Regions from separate parts of the Homo sapiens genome. Here region 2 is linked to region 1. A link is a contact called in ENCODE Hi-C data. All regions are on one chromosome and are shown on one strand. The core of a region is the stretch at or near the end of the contact, and the rest is flanking DNA. Distances in the headings are between cores, read along the strand shown. Region 1 holds the start of TMEM200C (transmembrane protein 200C). Region 2 overlaps EPB41L3 (erythrocyte membrane protein band 4.1 like 3).

The links. Hi-C counts contacts between places; a loop is a spot of excess contacts on that map. Pooled maps may share reads with other maps.
Region 2: a loop to region 1 is called in a pooled map, with 2.0 times the contacts of the local background. The contact joins the enhancer-like site here to the promoter of TMEM200C in region 1. A Hi-C loop is called at or near these places in 3 of 168 maps with a recorded cell type or tissue (CD4-positive, alpha-beta T cell, CD4-positive, alpha-beta memory T cell and naive thymus-derived CD4-positive, alpha-beta T cell) and 7 of 50 pooled maps.

The regions. Positions count from the first base shown.
Region 1 is chr18:5,893,765-5,897,908 of GRCh38, forward strand. TMEM200C (transmembrane protein 200C) reads right to left here and starts at 1,758. Exons shown (of 2, transcript NM_001395400.1): 1 at 1,266-1,758. The region is part of intron 9 of MIR3976HG (MIR3976 host gene); the gene reads left to right. LOC121725015 (a long non-coding RNA gene) reads left to right here and starts at 1,963. Exons shown (of 3, transcript NR_172505.1): 1 at 1,963-2,322.
Region 2 is chr18:5,454,146-5,458,193 of GRCh38, forward strand. The region is part of intron 3 of EPB41L3 (erythrocyte membrane protein band 4.1 like 3); the gene reads right to left. Among named protein-coding and RNA genes, the nearest start is that of EPB41L3, 88 kb to the right of the region's middle. RefSeq lists an enhancer at 2,262-2,762. Within about 2 kb of position 2,551, at least 11 of the 41 ENCODE cell types and tissues checked have a DNase peak (open chromatin) inside an H3K27ac peak, as active enhancers do; they include CD4-positive, alpha-beta T cell, where a contact is called at or near this core.

The sequences.
Region 1 (4,144 bases), core at 508-3,007:
AGCTCTTTGCAATATTTGCAAATCAATATCTCTTTGGGACTTAGCTGGGTTTCAGTAAAGAGAAGCACCAGGTAGATAAGAGAGGGGTCAGTATAGAGAATACATCTATAAACCTTTAAGCTGCACCAGTAAGTACAGATTGAAACAAACAAAAAAAAGAGCTTACTGTCTATCTCTAATCCCAAATAAGTAAGCACATTTATTATGTGGTTGTAACATAGAGACTGTTGTTTTAAGTGATCCTTGGAGTCCAGCATCTTAAATAATCTGGAGATCCGTGGTTATCTTAAGAAGGCTTTAAGGACCAGACATTTTTTAGAAGCGAACTCAGACTCAGTTGGCAGGGTGGCTCTCCCACCGCAGAAAGGCTACATGTTTTGTTGGGCATTGATCAGGTGCGCCGGGAGGCTGGATGCCTTGGGGGAGGAGGAAACCCACTTGGATTTCTCCTCAGCAAGGCAGCTTTGGCTCCGGTAGAATGTAAGGAAGGTTGGAATGGATTTCAACAGTCCTTTACCGCACATCTTTAAAATGAGTTTAATAGCTAGTAATTAACTCCCTCGTTTATTATTCCTTCAGCTCTGTTGAAGGCTGTACTCCCTTTTAATGTATCATCATCTGACACGAAATACAGACAAAGGTCAGATGCCACGGGAGACCCACCTTTGAGGTTTTCCTTTATACCTAATGAAAGAAAACAAACTTAGCAGTCAAGCTTGGCTGCCCTCGCAATTTACTGCCTGGAGCTGGTCTTACCGTGGTTAAAGAATGGAGGATGGGGGAAGCAAAGGAGGGATGTCTAAAAATACAACTGCTTCCAAGAGAGACATTCAAGTTCTCCGCTCAAGATGGATTAAGCCCCACTCTGAGGCTCGGAGGCTCGGATCCCACAGGCTGGGAGCGCTGTGCTGTGCCCGGTACCCAACCCAGGTCCTCGACCCCGGCCCCTCACTGGCAGGGCGGCGACCCCCTGGCCCCTGGCTTTGGTCTGCTTATTGATGTTAGCTGGAGTCACATGAGTGCAGCAGCTGGGAGTCCGCCTCTGGAAAGAAGACAGGCAGGAGCCAAGTGAGGGCAATCCTGAACTAGCTTTTTCTGGGCAGCGCATCCCGTGTAGCCAGCCCGGGAAAAAGCCTCTCACCGAACACCAGCCCGGGGCGCGGGGACTCGGGGACCCGAGGGGCGGGGAGGGGCCCCCAAGGGCTGGGGACTGGCAGAATTGCTCAAAATGGCAGCACTCTCCGCACGCAAGATCGCTCACTTACCCAGGGAGACCGAGGGAGGTCGGGGCCGGCGAACGGGCGCTCGGGCGACACAAAGGAACCATGGAGAAACTTTTTCAGCCCGAGCCGACGGCGGAGCGCAGGGACAGCGCCCCGGGGCCCCGCATCCGAGCGCGACTCAGCAGCCCCGCGGGGGCGAGCGCCCGCCCCAGGCTCGCAGTCCCCGCCGGCGCTGTGGCGGGAGCCATTTCCAAGAGTTTCCAAGAAGTGTCAGGTCCTCCGCATCCCGCATCCCGCATCCCGCCTCGGAGCCCTCCTCTCCGCCGCTCATCCTCCAGCTCCCGGCGTCCCCTAGCGCGGCGCTCCCGGGCGGGCCCCTGCGGCCGCGCCGCCGGCCCTCGCGCCTCTTTTGTGTGGCTGCGGCGCGCCGGGCTCCGCCGGGTGGAGTTGAGCCCGCGGCGGCGGCTCGGGGCGGCCGGACTGGCGGCTGTTGCTAAGAGACCGGAGCCATGACACAGGGAAATTGCGGCAGGGTGGCGGTCGGGGCCCGCCCGGCTCGGCGGAGTCGGGGGGCGCCCCCGCCCCCGCCCCCCGCCCCACCCCCTCCTCCGGCGCCCCCCCCCACGCCGCCGGCCTTCCCCGCTCCCCCGCGTCCTCCGCCGCCCGCCGCCCGTCCCTTCGGAAGCGCCGATTCCTCGGGGAGGAGGAGGCGTGAGGGGAGGCGGCGGAGGCAGCCGGCACGGGGCGCTCGGGCCGCGGGGCAGGGGGCGCGGGGTGCCTCCTCGGCCTCGGCTCTCCCCGCCCCGGGGCGCCCCGAGACCGCCGCCTGCCTCCGCGGGCAGCTTTGTTCTTCTTTCCTCCAACTACCTGTCTGAGCCGCGGGCCCCAGAGGCCCCAAAGAGAGGCCCGGAGGGTCTCCCCAGCAGCATCCGAGGGGCGCTCTCGGGGAGCTAGGGGCCAGAGTCCGCGGTCCCTCCGTGCCTGCCTCCCTCCCCTCGTGCCTCGGTCTTTTGTTGCCTCTACTCCTCGGCACGGCGCAGCCTGGGCTCTCTTCCCCCTCCCGCTTGGGAGTTTGCAGTGTGGACGCTCGGCAAGCACAGTAAGTTGTCCCCCAGCGAACTCGGGCCCGGGCGGAGTGGAGCCGCCCCCGCCGGGACGGGCGCACCGCGGGACGCTTGGAAGCCTCTGCCAGATGCGCTCGCGCTCCAGCCCCGCCGGGCTTTGTGACCAGCCTGACCGGGACCCGGCAGCTGGGGCTCCTCGGAGATCAGAATGGGCTCCGGGGCTCTTCCTTGGGCAGCCCCTCCTGCTCCTCCCCGGTGCGGTAATCAGCAAGCATTAAAAGGAAAACTATAATTCTCCAGGAATCAGGAATCAGGGTTGGAATCAGAGAGGGGAGGTGGGGGTAGGGAGGATGTCCAAACTCCCTACGTCATTTAAAAAAGAGAGAAGGCGAGAGAGAGAGAGAAAGAGATCGAGATCCTGTTTCCTAGTTCATCCCTGTCTTCTCAACTGTAAAGTAAAAATGACAGGGAAAAGAGAATTTCAAAGTGGAATTTCCCCAAAGAGTATTGAGAAAGTGAGAAAGATTTCATTTATCTATTGAAATGAGGCAGCCAGGATTCAGGAAGAAAGGAACAGAAGAGCAGATGAAGCAAGTGCTGTCTGAAATTTTGGATCCAGATAAATATTTTGGTGGTGGTGGGTGTTATATATTCTGAGTTTTGCTGCTTAGGGGTCCACAAAACCCACACAGGAGGGCTCTGCTGCCCGCAGCTCCTGTTACAAGATTGTTCCCCACATACACAGCATTCACTTGTGCTTAAATCTAGAGCAGACACTTTTCAAAAAGAACAATAAAGACAACCAATTTACAAGTTCAATGATATAAATGTGAACAGTGATCTAAGAGATGGGGATAGAGACGGTGGGGGACAGGAGGGAACGAAGCAGAAGTGTTTTCTAAAAGGCAACCCTGCATTCACCTGTTGGAAAGGTGGCCTCTGTCACCCTTTTCAAGCAAATAACGAATCTGAATGATGATCAGGGTGTCCGGAACCCACCGCCTTCCCCCTACCTATTCATGCTCAGATTCAGGCTATTAGAAAACAAACCATAATGAAGGGAAAGTTTTAAATCCCACATTGGGTTGTTTCCTTTTAGAGAAATCACTGCAAAGGAAAAATAATAAGATCTAGTTGTCGTTTTCTAAAGCCTTTTTGGCTCTGAACTTCCAGATCTCCTGAATCCCAATAATAATCTGGTATTTTTTACAAAGATTGGGCCTACAGTCTCATTTCATTGCACAGCTAGCTGCCAGAGTCTATGGGCGGCAGTTCCTGTGCTCTGTTTGCTGGGCTGTACAAACAGGAATAATACTGCAGAACTTCATTAGGATTTTAGGTGGATTAAACTGCTAATAGTTTCAAGTTTCTGTGTAAATTATAGCCATCATTTGCACATTTAAAACTCATTTGAGGGATTTGGAGAAGAAAAGAATTCTTTTCTAGACAAAGGGCCTTGGGACATAGCTAGTTTTGTCTTATGTTGATGATTGCAACAAAATTTATGGCTTATTACTCAAAGGCTTCCTTCCAAACTGCGCTTTTTGGAACTTTGAACTGTTTAACCTGAATGTTATCACGTTCAGTAGTTTTCTTTGTTTTCAGCTCATGGTATCAGAGGAAATCAAGCAGATCACATCTGTTTCCAGCGGAGTCCGTTATCCCCTCTGTAATACAGAATCAACATACATTCCCAGGGGCTTTCAAGTTATTAGAGTTATTTTTAAAGGAACAAGGATACTCTTGGCCCTTCTGGCGTTATTTTCCTTCTAATCTCCCTGGCCATTTCAGTTTGGATGATTTCCGAGACTGTGGGACCCCACTTTCACCGTGCTAAGGACTGAAAGGCTACAACTA
Region 2 (4,048 bases), core at 1,301-3,800, 440 kb before region 1:
AAAAATACTCTATAACATTGCCTTGAAATTTAAGCGGAGAGTGTGTTTTTTTTTTGTTTCCTTGTTTTTTTTTTTTTTTTTTAATCCATACTTGGAAAATGCCAAAGCGCCGTGGTCAAACCCAGGAACAAAAGATGATGGTGTCTGGTCTGGGACAACAGAGTCCATAAAGCCTTAGAAAGGGCTGGAGCTGGGAAGCCCTAAGAAGAAAGACAAGGCACCAGCTATCCTATGTGAATCTCCTGCCTTTTTGGGCTGTCTCAAGTGTACATGCAATGCCACGTTTAATAAGCATGGAAAGTCCATTATCCACATCACTACTGCCAGAATCCATTCTCAAGAGGCAGGACTTAATGGGATCTTTCAGCCTATGTACTAATCCCAAATGTGGTCCAGGCAGCATATTCATAGAGGGCTGACATGAGAGGCAGAGATCACATTTCTTCTCTCTAGATGGCACATATATTGTCAGTCCTTTCTTTAAATTCATGAGCAATCAGCTCTTCAGAAAACCATGAGGGTAACTACTTTCAAACATTCATCAGTCAATCAATAATTGTTCTATCACATTCTCATTTAATCAAGTTAGCAATAATGATCTGGAGCCTTCTGTTAAAATAGGAATATGAAACTACTTCCTGGTCTTGGTAAATTTATAAACAAAATAGTGAACATGTGTGTTTAATTTCCAGGTCTAAATTATCTAGAGATGAGAATTCATCTGGCATTATTTAAACACCTTTAAGTTGGATATTCCTACCCACTGAAAGTTTGTCTTCCCATTATTCAAGTGCAGTATATTAGACAGTCCCAAGGCTGGACTCTGGTTCTACAACTAATCAGCTCTGTAATGTTAGACAAGTTATTTAAACCTCTCTGAGCTTCATTGTTTTCATTATAAAATGGAAATAATACTGGTACTTATGCAAAGGATTGTTGTATTAAGATAAAACACTGGAAAGCACATTGCCTAACTCATGGGAAGCATCAACAATAAATGCGGGTGATTATTATTAGGCCTTTTTCATAAGGAGCCTGATAAATTTAAGGTTTCTAATGCTGAATTTGGAATAGAGACTGATGTACTATTAAAATCCTATTTATTCTACAATGAAATCATAGAAAACAAATCATACCATTACTCTTACGAAAAAAAAAAATCCCTTCTCTTTACATAGGTAAAACTGGGAAATTATTCAAAAATAGTATTGATATTAGTAAACTGAGTCTACATTCAATTTTTCTTTTCAAACACACACTCCCAGAACAGTTTTAAATACATATTGGGTATACTGGCACATTTTGGTATTATGCATTGTAAGCCATATAGCAATGTCCAAACTAGATTGGGCTGTTCACATGCAGTAGAGTTGACCTATGTTTTGACTTAGATTCAGTGCGCAAACACTTCAAGTACATACATGACAAAAGTACCTCCCTACATATTAAGCCCATCTACCTTTCTTTAAAGGTGCTTTTTTTTTTTTAATTGGTTCCTGCCTTCATTTGTTGTAATTTCCGTCTCTACTTGAAACCAGACTTTTGCACTCAGAGATGTGCACTGTGGTAGATGATGGCTTTCCAGTGAAGCACGCTTCTTCTTGGCTAGCAGAAACATTGGGCTTGATTTTTTGCAAAGAGTTTCACATCACACATACGAGATGTTGGCAGCAAACTGTCAGACAACATTTCCTGCTGTGGATTCAGGTCACTAAGCCAACGCATGCAAAATGAACGCAGAAAAGGAAGTCTAAGAAGGAGGAATGTTTGAAACAGACACGTACTTAAACCTGAATCACGTAAAATAATCATATTAGCTAATTCTGAATGACGTGAAACTTTGAGAATTTTCCTGTGAGAGGAAGTACTTAACTTCTTTTGTAAGAATTCTCAAAAAAACCCCTAAACAAACAAAACTTGAATTGTGATTTATAATTCATTTGGTCAAATGAAGAGCTATATGCAACTCAAATATAGACAATAAAAACACCACTTTCAATAATATGAATTTAATGAGTATGAATTTGTAGCACTGTCACTTTTCAATTCTGTAAGACACTGATAATCAAAAAACATGAGAATAATATTGTCATTGCTTTAAAAAACTATGTACTAAGTGAATCTGTGTCCTTTCCTGTCCATCAACTGTTTAAGCCTATATTAGTAGGGCAAGGCTGAGAATAAATAGAAAGAGAAAGAATATCAAGGTATTACATAAACCACCAGCATATTTAAAGATGTAATGATATATCATTTCACCAGTTAAATATGTGTTTAAATTAAAATGATCTTATAATCTATGTAAGACCTGTAATGAAATGTAAATAAGTGGTTAAAAAAACAGGACATGCTCACACTGTAAATGATGCTTCATTCAGTCTTGTCTGCACTTGCGCATATCATATTTTAGATGAGTATTTAAAGTCCAGTAGATAGGGGAAGAAAAAACCTTCTCAATCATTAAATATTTTGATTCTGTATACTTTTTGGTTTTTGTTTCTGATACATGTAATACCCTGTTTGAGCCACTGAGGGGTATAGTTGGGTCTACACATCAAAGGTCAGTATTGTTTTCTAACATTCCTCTATCAGGGCATCCTGGCTTAATACTGCGTGAACCCACAATCCCAGAAAGCCAGTGCTAATCCTCTTTGCCCAGCCGTTCCCACTCCTGTGACAGGGGTAAGGAGGAAGCTGCTGAACCCTGCTAAGAAGATGGGAGGCCTGGTCTAATTCGAGAACCAGACACGGCAGGCCCTGTCTTCTGGGCTCAGCCCAGTGAGAAGCTGGAGCAGCAGGGAGGCGCGCTCACTGCAGCGATCCCGTGGCTCAGCAACCTGCAGGGAATGGTAGTCACTGCTCCTTCCCGAATCTCAGATGACTATTCCTTTAAGTTCTGTGGTTACAATCTGTAAAACATATGAGTAGCATTTGCAAATGGTAGTAAATAACAATCACATAAAAACTGAAACCATAAGGCAAACCGCACTCTCAACATGGCTTCAAGATAGGTACAGCCTTTTCCTGTAAGCAACAACTCTACCGTTCTTTTATCTGTAGGAAAATCGCAAACATTCTATTCAAGCAAAAGTAAAAGATTCCATACATGTTTAGACTGCACTGTTTTTTCTCTGCTTGTGATAAAGCAATTGTCTTTCCTGGAGCTTATCTGCCCTCGGGGCTGAACTTGAGTAAGGTTCAGGACTGAGGGGCTCGGGAAGCTCTGCTCCCCTGCTTTTTTGGAAGTCTTGCTGATCCTATAAACCAGCTCTCCTTGCTTTCATCTGGTGGAACAAGTGATCTCGGATGGCACAGTAGGCAGTGAAGTGAAAATTTAGGGAGGTCATCCCTGAGACTGTATCACTTATTTTAACTTCTGTTTTTACCATTGAAAAAGAAAAAAACACACACACACAGATCTCAGGGAGAAGAAAGCTATATGACAACATCACGGTTTAGCTATCAGATTCAGTAGTGAGAGATGCTTCTGGTACACAGACAGCAAAAGCCTAACTGTGGAAAGACCCTGCAGGGGCCTCCCAGGCTTGCCTGCCTCTGTGACTTCCCTGCTACCTCACCTCGCTCCCTGTGAGGCTCTCTCCTGCAAAGAGGAGACTGTACACACACCTCCACGCCCCGAAGCCTTCTACCCGTTCGTCCTTCTCTCCACCACTCAAGCACCCCTTCCTCAGGATTCCACCCCTGAACTGCAGGACTAGGTTACATCTCAGGGAAGCTGTTTTCATAGCTCCTGCGTTGCCACTGTCAGGGGGGCACTTTTATTTTTGTTTGTATTAGAATTTGAGTTGTGGTCGGGGTAGCCTACCTGTAAGCTATATCCACTCACCACTGTATTCTTACAGTGCCGGGCATCGAGCAGAAACATTTTTTTAAAAATATCAAAGAAAATCAAGCTAAATAAATGCATCTGGGGTTCATTTCCTGCTTTAAGACTCTTGAACAACTGCTCTAATCTTTGAAATTTGTTCATGACCAATTTGTTTATATTTCTCTACCATGCAGGTATAATCTTCTCTGGCTAGAACTA